Regions from separate parts of the Homo sapiens genome. Here region 2 is linked to region 1. A link is a contact called in ENCODE Hi-C or POLR2A ChIA-PET data. All regions are on one chromosome and are shown on one strand. Each heading gives the region's core, a stretch centred on a gene start or an enhancer-like site at or near the end of the contact. The rest is flanking DNA. Distances are from core to core; before and after follow the strand shown. Region 1 overlaps SNHG14 (small nucleolar RNA host gene 14). Region 2 holds the start of SNURF (SNRPN upstream open reading frame).

Region 1 (6,444 bases), core at 1,641-4,140:
AGTTCAGGTCAATGAACCATCTGGTGATCATTTTGTATGTAATGTGAGGTCAAAGGTGAGATTTTTATTCCCTCCCCCACCGCAACAGAAGAATATTCAATTTCCTAGAACATTGATAGAAAAATCAATTTTCCCCCCATTGAACTTTAATATGTATGTATAAGAGTTTTCCACTGGGCATGGTAGCTCACACCTGTAATCCCAGCAATTTAAGTGGCTGTGGTGTGAGGACTGCTTGAGCCCAGGAGTTTGAGAAAGGCCTAGGCAACATAGCAAAACACTGTCTCTACAGAAATAAAAATTTTAGGCCGGGTGCGGTAGTTCATGCCTGTAATCCCAGCACTTTGGGAGGCTGAGGCGGGCAGATCACCTGAGGTCAGGTGTTCGAGACCAGCCTGGCCAACATAGTGAAACCCCATCTCTACCAAAAATACAAAAACTAGCCAGACATGGTGGCACATGCCTGCAGTCCTAGCTACTCGGGAGGCTGAGGCAGGAGAATCGCTTGAACCTGGCAAGTGGAGGTTGCAGTGAGCCGAGACTGTGCCACTGCACTCCAGCTTGGGCAGCAGAGTGATACTTTGTCTCAAAAAAAAAAGAAAAAAAACAAAAAAAATAAAAATTTTAAAAATAAGGAGTGTTCAACACTCTTTCTACTTGCTAACACTTATGCAGGTTCAAATCTTGCCTTTTAATATTTGTTTTTAATTTGTCTTGCAGACTAATGTCTTTATCACTTGTGTACATTTTTTTTCCTTTGGCCACATAAGTATCATCTACAACCCAAAATACATTTCTCCTTTATTTAAAGCACAAGTCAAGCAGACGTTCAACAAATAGGCAATAAAAATCAGATTAAAGATACTGTAGGTCCAGGAGCTGTGGCTCATGCCTTTAATCTCAACACTTTGGGAAGCTGAGATGGTGGATCACCTGAGGTCAGGAGTTTGAGACCAGCCTGGCCAACATGGTGAAACGTCTTCTCTGCTAAAAATACAAAAATTAGCTGAGTGTGGTGGCGTGCGCCTGTAATCCAAGCTACTCAGGAGGCCGAGGCAGGAGAATCGCTTGAGCCCAGGAGGCAGAGGTTGCAGTGAGCTGAGATTGCTCCACTGCGCTCCAGCCTGGGCCACAGAGCGAGACTCCATCTCAAAAAAAAAAAAAAAAAAGATGCTGTAGTAGGAAATGTGCATTACTCTGTTGAAATCCACAAAATGCATGAGCATACAACCCAAATTTAAGTGGTAATTGAAGGTTTCCTCGAAGAGGCAGTTTGTGATTGAATAGATGAAGAATAAGCAGCTGAAAACCATGTAAATTAGAACTAATAAATAACAAAGGATGATTAGTATTGAGGTAGAGAATGGGAATGTATAGAATGCAAAAAAAATTGAGACATCGCAAGGAGAGCAGCAATTTCAGTACACTTGAAGGAAGCTAGAAATATATACCAGGGCTAGATTTTTAAGATATTTAATGCCGTGTCAATGTGTTGGTATTTTATAATTTTCTGTAGTTCCAGACATTAGCTAGGGTGTGCTCACTTAGGAACACAGCTGTTGAAATTGTAAAATGAGAATTTGGGTCTCATACATTTGAAGAAAAAAATATATGGGGTTTAGGTTCAGATTCTGTACAGACAAAGGAAAAGTATGGGTGGGGAAAATGTGAGACAGCCTGAGGTCCAGGAAAAATGGCCACAGAAAATTTTCGTATTTTCAGATAAAATCTACTCTTCAAGTTAGACCTCCCTACGAAAGATGCTAGTTCAATAATGAATTCTCCACCTGGAAAAGGACATTTCAGCTCCAAGTCCAGGTTGCTTTCATGCCTTAAAGTCACCTTATTTGTATTTCAGAAGCACGTGCTACACTAGCTTTAGGGAATGAAGAACCATGTGCTGACAGTGCCATCTAGCATCAACAGAAACAGGAACCAATGGCAACCTAAATAAGTACAGAAAAAAAGGTGGGGTCCAGGAACCAAGAATGACTGCTGATTTGAGCAGGATTTTTACAATTTGTTTTAAAACTTAAACATAATGCATAGATGCTGTGGAATTAAAAAATGCAACCTAGGCCGGGCGCGGTGGCTGACGCCTGTAATCCCAGCACTTTGGGAGGCCAAGGCCGGCGGATCACCTGAGGTCAGGAGTTCAAGACCAGCCTGGCCAATATGGTGAAACATCTCTACAAAACACACACACACACACACACACACACACACACACAAACACACTAGCCGGGCGCAGTGGCGCGCGCCTGTAATCCCAGCTACTCGGGAGGTTGGGGCAGGAGAATCGCTTGAACCCGGGAGGAGGATGTTGTGGTAAGCCAAGATCGGGCCACTGCCTGGCGACAGAGCGAAACTCCGTCTAAAAAAGAAAAAAAATGCAATCTAATAATGTCCAGCAACGATACAGGGAAGCCTGGCCCATGCTCACTTTTCCAGTCACCTGCTCTTAAGTAGTGCACGGGTTAAAGAACGATGTGAGTGCTAGTGGCTGATTCTTTCACTTACAAACATGCATGTACACGATTGTGTTACCATGGACAAACACATAAAATTTGATTGTAAAACTAGTTGACTCTTAACTGTGACACATTAAATCCTTGAGTAAATGAGTGTGTGTTTCCATACATATATTCAGTACCACTACAGTTCACAAAATGAACGGGACTTCTTAGGTTAAAGCCTTGTTAAGTTATTCTTTAAAACGCTTTCCAATCTGATAGAGAGCTCTGGCGTATTCGCTCAAGTTTCCGTGGCGGGTCTAGGGCTCCTGAAGCCCCACGGGTCTCACTGCTACCCACATGGCTATTACCGCAACCACCGCTGCCACGCAGCCCGCAAGAAATGTGCCACCGTTCTGAGCGGCCGACAAACCCGCAGTGCGCTACGGGAAGGTCACCTGACAGTTGGGGAGAACGGCAGCCCGCAGGGGCCGATCTTCGGCGCGCCTGCACAGCGCAGGCGGAATTGGGGCGCCTTTTCTCCTTCCGGTTTCCGTTTCCGTGCGCCCCGAGGGTCTGTTCCGCTTATGGCGCCCGCCGGGAGTCTCCCTTTCTTCGCAAGCGTTAACCTGCGTTTTACTCGTAAAAATTTGCTTTCTAGGCTTCGTATAATTGTTCTGGTCTTGCACTTTATGTGTGCATTAGCCTTGAGTTTGCTTGTTGTTTTCCCATGAAAAATTGTATTGTATTTCTGTAACAGCCCCTCCTCTTGTTACATAAACATTGACCAGTAATTGTATATCCTTCCCTCTCAATATTAACAATTTTATCTTTTTTGCGTTCTTTGAAAAAAACGAAATCCTTTTCAAAAATACTGAACTTGTCATTTTTAAGAAATGAGATACTACTTTAATCATTTCTGTATTGTCCTTAAGATTCTTTATATATTCTTTATTGTTTATCTTTTCCACTAATATACCTTTAATATGAGAGGACTTGTAGAGGCTTCAGGGTCACACTTTCGAAACCCAGAGTTTTAGTATCTCCTTATAGAATATTTGTAATTTAAGAAAAATTATACAAGGTTGAATTTTCAAAAATATATTTTTAAAATATATTTAAAAAAGTATTTTTAAATATAGTCCTCCGGAATGCAAAAGGACAATACTACTTTCAGCTAGTACTTTTTAAGTGATTATTTTCCGCCACGTATTCTTTTGAAATTATGCATTTAGGCCGGGTGCGGTGGCTCACGCCTGTAATCCTAGCACTTTGGGCGGCCGAGGCAGGCAGATTGCCTGAGCTCGGGGGTTCGAGACCAGCCTGGGCAACACGGTGAAACCTCGTCTCTACTAAAATACAAAAGAAATTACCCGGGGGTGGTGGTGTTCGCCTGTAGTCCTAGCTACTCGGGAGGCTGAGGCAGGAGAATTGCTTGAACCTGGGAGGCGGTGGTTGCAGTGAGCCGAGATCCCGCCACTGCACTCTAGCCTGGAGGACAGAGTGCGATTCTGTCTCTACAAAAAAAAAAGAAAGAAAGAAATTATACATTTAATTGAAGCTCAGAAAATATATGTGTGATGTTTTCTATGAAATGAAACATTGTTTAGATGAGAAAATAAATGTAAAATGCATTTGCCTTTTCAAAGCAGCAATTAGTGGCGAAGTGTGAATACAAAACCAGTCTTCTTTCTGCAGAGACCATGTCTGTCACCCTTGTGCTGGAATGAACAACATCACATATTTTTTTGTTTGCATATGGCCTGAGGGTCAAATTCTGCCCAGCATGTTTGCTTTCTTTTTTAAATAAATATTTATTGGAACACAGCTATGCTGTTCATTTTTGTATTGCCGATAGCTGCCTTAATGCTACAATGGCAGTAGTTGCAAGAGACAGAATGACCCATAAAACCAAAATTATATACTCTCTAGCCTTCCTATCACCCACTGTTCTGTCTGGTGTTGGGGCAATTCAGTCTTTGGTATGCTAATTTGGATGAGATTCACACTTGGGCTGTTGGAGAGGAGTGGGTGAACCTGTTGAGTTAATCAGCAACTCCAAGAGGTCCATTTCCCAAGCATCTTTCCTTCCATAACTTCACAGTAATTTTCGTTTCCTTATGTCTCCTCTGGCCAATATTTTTCTACTTCTGGGGTAGGCGGTCAGAGGAAAGAGAAAAAAAGGAAAATGGTGAAGTTGGACCCACTGTCTTGGACCTATGACGACTCCTGGCAGAGAAAGGTTTTCCCACTTTTCGTTTTTGTTCTTGTGAACTCCCTGAGCAGCCACTGTCATGACAACATGATGGTCTGAGAGGTGGAGTAGAAGAGATTGGAGAAAAGGGCGACAGAGTGAGACCTTGCCTCTAAAAGAGGGGGGTGGTGGTGGAGGGATGGGAGGAAAGGGGGATTCTTCACTCTTGAGTTCCGTTTTCAATCCTCGAACTTTTCCTGGAGCCCGCAGTCTGCACCACAGCCTCACTTCTGGGTTTCTGCCTGTCTTAAATTCAGGCCTGGGGATAAGTGAGTGGTAAAAATTAAAATTCATCACCAATTTAGTAGTACTTCACAGTCCAGTGTTATTCCTTCATTTCTGTTACTACTTAGTCCTCAAACAGCTGTTCCATACATTTTATCCAAGTTTTATAGCTATATTCAGTAGGAGAGACAGGGCAGAAAATACTTTTTCTTTCCTGAAAATGGAACCCTAATGGGAGCCTGATGAATTTTTTAATTGAAGCCAAAATAAAAAAATTAATATGTGCTCATAAATTCATATTTATACTCATAAAATATGACATTCAACCCAAGTTCTTCATTTTAACACTTACGCCTTTTTTTTTGAGACAGAGTCTTGCTCTGTTGTCCAGGCTGGAGTGGAATGGCATGATCTTGGCTCACTGCAACCTCTGTCATCAGCGTTCAAGCAATTCTTGTGCCTCACTACCGGGTCTTACTACATTGCCCAGGCTGGTCTCGAACTTCTGGGCTCAAGTGATCCTCCCGCCTTGGCCTCCCGCAGTGCTGTGATTACAGGCATAAACCTCTACAAATTTTAATCTACAAAAAACAAAATTATATTCGCTTTACCTGTGTGACATTTGAATAATGACGGTCCATGCAGGCTTTACATTTCACTTTTATGAACTAAAAAAAAATTGAGCCTCCACAGGGCAAGTCCTCTGCTGTGCATGGAAGATAGGCAGGTGTTCAAAGCATAGAAAGGTACTGCTGCCCCAGGTAATGCAGTCAAGAGGGAATTCAAGCATATGGAGGTGATTTTCATTGCTATCAAGAGTGTGGTTTAAAAAGTCACAGTAAGGGCTGGATGTGGTGGCTCATGCCTGTAATCTCAGCACTTTGGGACGCCAAGGCAGGTGGATCACCTGAGGTCAGGAGTTCGAGACCAGCCTGGCCAACATGGTGAAACCTTGTCTCTACTAAAAATACAAAAAAAAAACAATGAGCTGGGCATGGGGGTGGACACCTGTAATCCCAGCTACTTGGGAGGCTGAGGCAGGAGAATTGCTTGAACCTGGGAGGCAGAGGTTGCAATGTGCTGAGATTGTGCCATTGCACTCCAGCCTGGGCAACAAGAGCGAAACTCCGAGAGAGAGAGAGAGAGAGAGAGAGAGAGGGAGGGAGGGAGGGAGGGAGGGAGGGAGGGAGAGAGAGAGAGAGAGAGAGAGAGAGAGAGAGAGAAAGTCACAGTAAGGCACCCTAGCAGAGTGAAACAAAAACTAAAAAAAAATCGTGTTCCAGCATAGGCCTGAGCATTTAAAAATCGAAGAACCGTGGAAATATTAACAATTACATAAAGTGCATCTAGATTTTGAAGTCATTTCATGCAATATTCATGAGTTCTGGGTTTATCAGTTATTCCTCAGCTTTATTTGGTGTATCAGTTTTAGGAATGTGTATGTATAATCGTCAAGTCTTCTATCTGAAAGGTACCAGAACAAAGCCTGGCTTTAGGATCAGATCCTGGGCA
Region 2 (6,444 bases), core at 1,283-3,782, 77 kb after region 1:
TATCTTCACTCCCCAGTTGTAGGATATGTTGAATCAGACCTATTATTAACTAACATAAAATATAAGTGAGCCTAATGGCAGTTCTCTTTAGATTTTCTGTAAAGCCCAGGACACCCATTGTGACCTCTCAGACTCCAAAGCGAATTTCCTAATGGAGTAGAACAAACAGGAAATTATGAGGAAAGGCAGTCAGAGTTTGAAAAGAGAACACACCAGAAACAATGGAAGATAGGTCCAAGAAACTAGATAAGTGCGAGTTGAGAATTGAATATAATTTTATTTAATTTTAATAATACTTTAATTGTAAAAGTAATTCATAATCACTGCAAAAAGTACCAAGCACTGTAAAAATTAAAAATACAAAACAATCTCAAATTGTGACAGCCAAGAGAAACCTAAAGAAACATGATTATAATGTTTGTGGCATGTAAGTTTGGTGTCCACAATGGAAAAAGGATATTAGGAAAAAAAAGAAATATAAGATATAGAAATTAGTTAAAACAATGAGAATAAAAAATGAACACCCAATTCCTGCTCCTAGAAGAAGTAGTACTCTAACATTTGGTGAAGTTCTAAGAGCCAACATTTTTACCCAGCTTATACTAGGACCTGTTCTAAATAGTATTTTAGCTCATTTAATTGTTAAGCCATTGTATAAAGTAAACAGAATCCCTTCTTTTGTTACAGATTAGGAATTTAATGCACAGAGGGTTAGATAACTTGCTCAAAGTAACATTGTGGTCAAGAGTCAAAGCTAGAATTTGAATCAAAAGAGCCTGAGTCCAAAGGCATGGTTTTCATCACTGGACTATAATGGTGTGTATTCTTTCATAATTTTTTCAGTGTAAAACTGAACATACAGTATGCTTTTATTTTATTTATTTTTTTGAGATGGAGTCTTGCCCTGTCACCAGGCTGGAGTGCAGTGGTGTGATCTCAGCTCACTGCAACCTCCGCCTCCCACGTTCAAGCAATTCTCCTGCCTCAGCCTCCCGAGTAGCTAAGATTACAGGCATGTGCCATCACGCCCAGCTAATTTTTCTGTTTTTTGTAGAGATGGGTTTCACCATGTTGGCCAGGATGGTCTCGATCTCCTGACCTCGTGATCTGCCCACCTCGGCCTCCCAAAGTGCTGGGAATACAGGCGTAAGCCACTGTGCCCAGCCTACATTTTATTTTTCGATTGACTCCCGTGATCAGAGTCAACTTCCCATGTTATTTTATGTGAATATGTATCAATGAACTATTAGAAATTGCAATGTTTTTGTAGGTCAAAACAATTCAATATTGACAATTTTATATGATTCAGCCTAATACATCATTTTTTCCATCAGCCATATTGCATGTTATTATTTATATATACGTTTATTTAGTTAGCCTATCTGTTCTCTGTGAGGAACATTACACAGTTTCTGAGATTTTGTTACGATAGAAGTCAGCATTGATAAGCCTCTGCGCACCTGTTTTAATGTAGGATCATTGGGAACTGAGCAGTAGCTTACAGGGCTTGGGAGGGGATTTAACCATTTAGTCAACCTCCACTCACATCACCCTCCCTTCTTCGATAATGGGCAATTGAGAAAGGGCAAATGTGTGTAAAAACTATGCAGATGCAGTTTCAGGATTATTTTCTTCTTTTCTGCAGTGTCTTTTCCCAAGCTACATCAGCGTCTAAATTTTGGAGTTACTGATGCTTCCGTTATTTCTGCAGATAGAATATTATGTCGTAAATAATGTTTACTTGTCCATTAGTATTATATAAAAGTGCCTGTTTCTCCCCACTCCAGCTATCATTGATTATTGGTAAAAATTTTAATGTATCCAATTCTAATAGGCAAAGAAAGGCTCTCCTACTTAGATCTTAGGTGGGGGTCTAAGTTCATATTTTTGTTTTACAAAAATTGAATAGCCAGTGTTTTTGAGTTGAATGATCTATCCATTCCGTATAGGAGAGTTTAATTATATTGTGATTTTGGGGGAGATAATTTTCACAATTTACCCCCTCAAAATGTAGAAAGTAGAAAAAGGGTAGAAAAATCGCACCAAATTTGAACAATGTAGCATGCTTTTAGAGTTAGGGATATTTTCTTTTGGAAGGATTTCAAGTCTGGCGTATTTGCATTGATTGTGGTTATGGCGCATTTAACTTTTCCAAACCAGCTTTTTTGTACCGCACATAGGAAGACCTGAGGGTGAGTGTAAATTAGGATTGTTTGGCCAGTGGTGTGTGCAAAAATTTATTGTAGAACCAAGAATTATTTCTTTAGTATTTTACACATTTTAAAAAACAGGTAGACATGTCCATTGATCCCAGGTTGCTTATGGTTTCTAGAGGCCCCCTCTCATTGCAACAGTGCTGTGGGGCCCTAGGGGTCCAGTAGCCCCCTCCCCCCAGGTCATTCCGGTGAGGGAGGGAGCTGGGACCCCTGCACTGCGGCAAACAAGCACGCCTGCGCGGCCGCAGAGGCAGGCTGGCGCGCATGCTCAGGCGGGGATGTGTGCGAAGCCTGCCGCTGCTGCAGCGAGTCTGGCGCAGAGTGGAGCGGCCGCCGGAGATGCCTGACGCATCTGTCTGAGGAGCGGTCAGTGACGCGATGGAGCGGGCAAGGTCAGCTGTGCCGGTGGCTTCTCTCAAGAGACAGCCTGGGGAGCGGCCACTTTTATTCATCAGATATTCCAAGTTTTTAGGACTTGGAGTACTGAATAAACGGAATTTGGGCCCTAAAGTCCTTTGTTCTGGAGAACCAGATCCGGAATGTTCAGAGGCTTGCTGTTGTGCCGTTCTGCCCCGATGGTATCCTGTCCGCTCGCATTGGGGCGCGTCCCCCATCCGCCCCCAACTGTGGTGTCGCGACAGGTCCTATTGCGGGTGTCTGCGGTGGGAAGGGCGGTGGTGACTGGGAGCATGCGGGGTAACCGCAGTGGGCAAGGGACATGGGTGGAGGTGGGTACATCAGGGTGATTGCAGTTCCGTGTGGCGAGGGTACGTGGGGGGACCAGTGCATAGGGATTTTAGGCGGAGGTAGGTATATTGGAGTGATTGTGGCGGGGCGAAGGTACGTGAAGTGATCGGTATTTAGGGGGTGTTGAGCGCAGGTAGGTGTATAATAGTGACCACTGCGTGGTGGAGCAGGGTACGTGGGGCGACTGGGGGGGGAATTCGTCGCAGTGACCGAGGCGAGGAGGCTATGGCAGTGGACCAGGGGGATGAGTCGGTGTGACAGTGGTGGGGGTTGTGTTGGTGGTCGCGGCGCGGGGAGAGTCCGTAGGAAGTGGCTGGGAGGTAGGGGGAAGGCGGCGACAGTGGGTATTGGCGGCGGTGGGCATTGGCAGCGGGTAGGCATGGCGGTGGTGGACTTTGGCGGCGGTAGGCATGGCGGCGGTGGGCATGGCATGGAGGCGGTGGGCATGGCGGCCGCGGGGCCTGTCGCTGTCCGGAGTGACTAAGGGACGCTGAATGATTGCTGTGTAGAGGAGGGGGCATCAGAAGGGGCAGTAGCACAGTCCGCAGCCTTTAATTTTCCTGTGACCTGCGATGGTCATCTGGTTTGCCTACTGTGGTGGTGGTGCTTTTTTATTAAAACTGCGCAATGCCTACACTGCCGCAGGGGCTGCAGAAATGCGTGGAATCCTTGCGTACCCTTTAGGAACCCTCGCTTTAGAGGCTATGGCATAAGAAGACTGGAATGATGTGCAGAACTTGCATTTACAGATCTTTTGACTGATAGGCCAGGTGATGCCTGGGGGTTACTTTTTTTTCATTGTTTCTCTCTGTTGGGAACCAGGTCTTGGAAGGCTATGTCGAAATAACCTGGGGGTCTGTGTTGCGTCACTGCCATTGTGCAGCTCCTTCAAGATGGCCGCCGCTGCAGCGGCTTAGATCTGCGCAAGCGCTTCAGCGGGGGGGTGGCCGCTTCCTCCCTGTAGAGCCGCCAGTGGGGAGGGGGCAGGTGGTGTGTGTTCAGCTTCTGCTGTTTCGGAGTTTCAGCCGTACCCTCTTTAGGGTGCAGTGGTAAGGAGAGGAAGCCGGCCAAGGTGGGCGGCTGCCCCCTCCCCAAAGTGCTGCTTGGGAAAGGATGCAGGTTGCGCAGACGCAGCAGAGGTGACAGTCGCCTCCGCTTGCAGTGGGGCGAGACGTGGGGCAGGGGAGCGAGGGCTTACGCAGCTTTTGCCTGGAAGGAATGGCAGCCCTCCCCTTCACCTGGCTGATACAGCAGCTGTTCCTTTCCGGTTGTGGCGCAGTAGAGGGGGGAGGAGGGAGATGGGTTGGCGCAGGCTCCGCCTAGCAAGCTTGGCAGCCACCCCTTACCCACGGTGCAGCAGTAGAGGACTGGAGGGGAATGTGGCTAGAGGCCAGGCATTTGTACCACCTCCGCCTGTGTGGGATGGCAGCTGCACTGGGCTACTGCTTTTCAGCTCTGCAGTAAACTAGAGTGGTGGCGGCCTGGAGGCCATCAAAGGTGCAGCCACCCCAAGACCTGCTGTGCTGTTTCAGCAAGCCTCCATTAATGATAGAGATTTTAAATTGGTTTTCTGACTCCCTGGAAAATCGTACCTTTTCATTTTTGTAGTTCCTCTCTTGGTTGTATTGTGCGCTAATTCTCTATTTTCAAACTGGACTTGTTAACCCCTTTTTTTTAACTCCCTGTAGTCTTTGATTTCCATTCGACACATTTAATAAATGTCACCATTTAAGATTCAGTTATCCTTCTTAATCTCTGGATAGTCCATTCTGATGCACTGCATACTTTCCTTAAATGGGTTGGGGGAGAGGACATCGTGATGGCTCTTCCCGACTAAGGTTGAAAGGTGTTTCAAACACTGGACCTCTTCATCTTCTGGGAGTTGAAAGCTGCAAGTTTTGTGCTCAAAGAGAATAAAAGAGAAAAGTGGAGACAATCTTATTGGGGTGGGGTTGTGCTTTGGATCAGTTACTGTCTTTTTTTGGATTTTTAAATTAATGATCATTTTTGAAGTTGGAGCTACTACAAAAATTTGGTGAGAAAGGTTAATGAATAACTGCATTTTTATATTCCAGTACTTTTTTAAAAAATCATTTTATTCTAAGGATTTTGTCTTCCTTTGCAGGATTTTCAGTGCTTGCCTTTTCTGTATTTACATTTTCCCTCTATCATAACTGGTATGTCTGGTTGCACTGAGTTGTAATTAACAGAAAAGTTAAATCTACGAAGCCCGAAAAGCCTTGTTCTGGAATAATCTATTTTTGGGTAGTTTTAAAAATAGCAGGAGTCTGGGATTTTATATGATATTTATAATTTACCCTTTTTTTTCTGCTTGCATGAAGATAGCAGTTCACATACATATATTTCTTGGTTTAACTTCTGGTCATTTGGCTATTTGCAAGCTGAGTATTTAGTCTGATCCGCCATTTTGTAGTCTTGCATTCAGGCCCGGGATCCTAATATGGCAGATCCCTTTGGAAAGGCCTCTTGAAGTTTCAAGGTCTGTGTCCTACTCAGTGAATTGGCTCTGTGCTAGGGCTTTTTGGAGGCAGGGAGTGGCAGCCCTTCCTGTGATGCAGAGGAAGGAAGCTTGGTTGAGAGACCCTTATGTTGTTGTCTAAGGCAGGGTACTAACTGATTTGGATTTATTCACAGACCTTGCCTTATCTTGATTTCACTATTCTATCTGACCAGTGTGTCATTGCCGAAATGTTTTCCACATTTATAGTTACTCTGTATCTTTATGTTTCCCTTACCCTGTTCCTTTTCCTAATAAACATCTTTGTTTTACAAAAAATTTTGTTTATAAGGTGTCAAGGATGCCAAGATAACCTCCTTTGTTTATCAGCGCCCTCTGTTTAGCTATTTTTTAGGAAGAATCATTTAAGCAGGTTGTGAGTACTGCCCTCAATTACTTGGACAATGAAGTTTTAAAAATCTTATTTAGACCTGTCACTGGTCCTGTCTCCTTTTTTTTTTTTTTTGTGGCCCAGGGCCAGAAAGCTTGAGTGAGAATTGTTACTACTTAAGGTAGCCTCTCTCCATTTCTGGATGCTAGCTGGCTCAAAGTTTTTTTTTTTTTTTTTTTTTTTTTTTTTTTTTTAAATAGACCAGGGTCTCCCTATGTTGTCCAGGCTGAACTCGAACTGCTAGACTCAAGCTATATCCTCTCCCTCCTCAGTCTCTCTCTGGCCACTGTGGCTGGCCCAAATTCTCTTTTTGTTAATTCTCCTCAGATTTGTTTTGGAGGCAATGAGGTTTCTTATATTCATGGGGTACAGATTAGCAGCCTATCATTAACCTTATTTTTTTGTTTTTAGGAGACAGGGTCTGGCTATGTTGCCCAGGTTGGAGTGCAGTGATGCAGTTATAGCTCCCTGTAACCTCAAACTCCTGGATCAATCTAGACTCCTGCCTCAGCCTCCCAAGTGCCTGTTAGTACAGGCTTGAGGTACTGTGCCCAGCTAACTTTTTATTTTTT

Evidence for each region. A loop is a pair of places that touch in the nucleus more often than their neighbours do. ChIA-PET counts read pairs that join two places held with the same protein, here RNA polymerase II (POLR2A). Pooled maps may share reads with other maps.
Region 2: a map of endothelial cell of umbilical vein shows a loop between it and region 1 (6-fold over the local background). The contact joins the promoter of SNURF here to the enhancer-like site in region 1. A Hi-C loop is called at or near these places in 1 of 168 maps with a recorded cell type or tissue (endothelial cell of umbilical vein) and 5 of 50 pooled maps. POLR2A ChIA-PET finds 5 or more read pairs at or near these places in 4 of 52 experiments (H1, MCF 10A, PC-3 and 1 more).

What each region holds. Positions count from the first base shown.
Region 1 is chr15:24,875,466-24,881,909 of GRCh38, forward strand. All of the region lies in intron 2 of SNHG14 (small nucleolar RNA host gene 14), which reads left to right. It also overlaps a transcript of SNRPN not described here. Among named protein-coding and RNA genes, the nearest start is that of SNHG14, 55 kb to the left of the region's middle. Within about 2 kb of position 2,891, at least 5 of the 41 ENCODE cell types and tissues checked have a DNase peak (open chromatin) inside an H3K27ac peak, as active enhancers do.
Region 2 is chr15:24,952,455-24,958,898 of GRCh38, forward strand. It overlaps SNURF (SNRPN upstream open reading frame), which reads left to right and starts at 2,533. Exons shown (of 3, transcript NM_001394334.1): 1 at 2,533-2,608. The coding sequence starts at 2,595. It overlaps SNRPN (small nuclear ribonucleoprotein polypeptide N), which reads left to right and starts at 2,533. Exons shown (of 10, transcript NM_003097.6): 1 at 2,533-2,608. All of the region lies in intron 4 of SNHG14 (small nucleolar RNA host gene 14), which reads left to right. RefSeq lists enhancers at 2,948-3,513, 3,514-4,079, 3,904-4,063, 4,080-4,645, 4,334-4,383.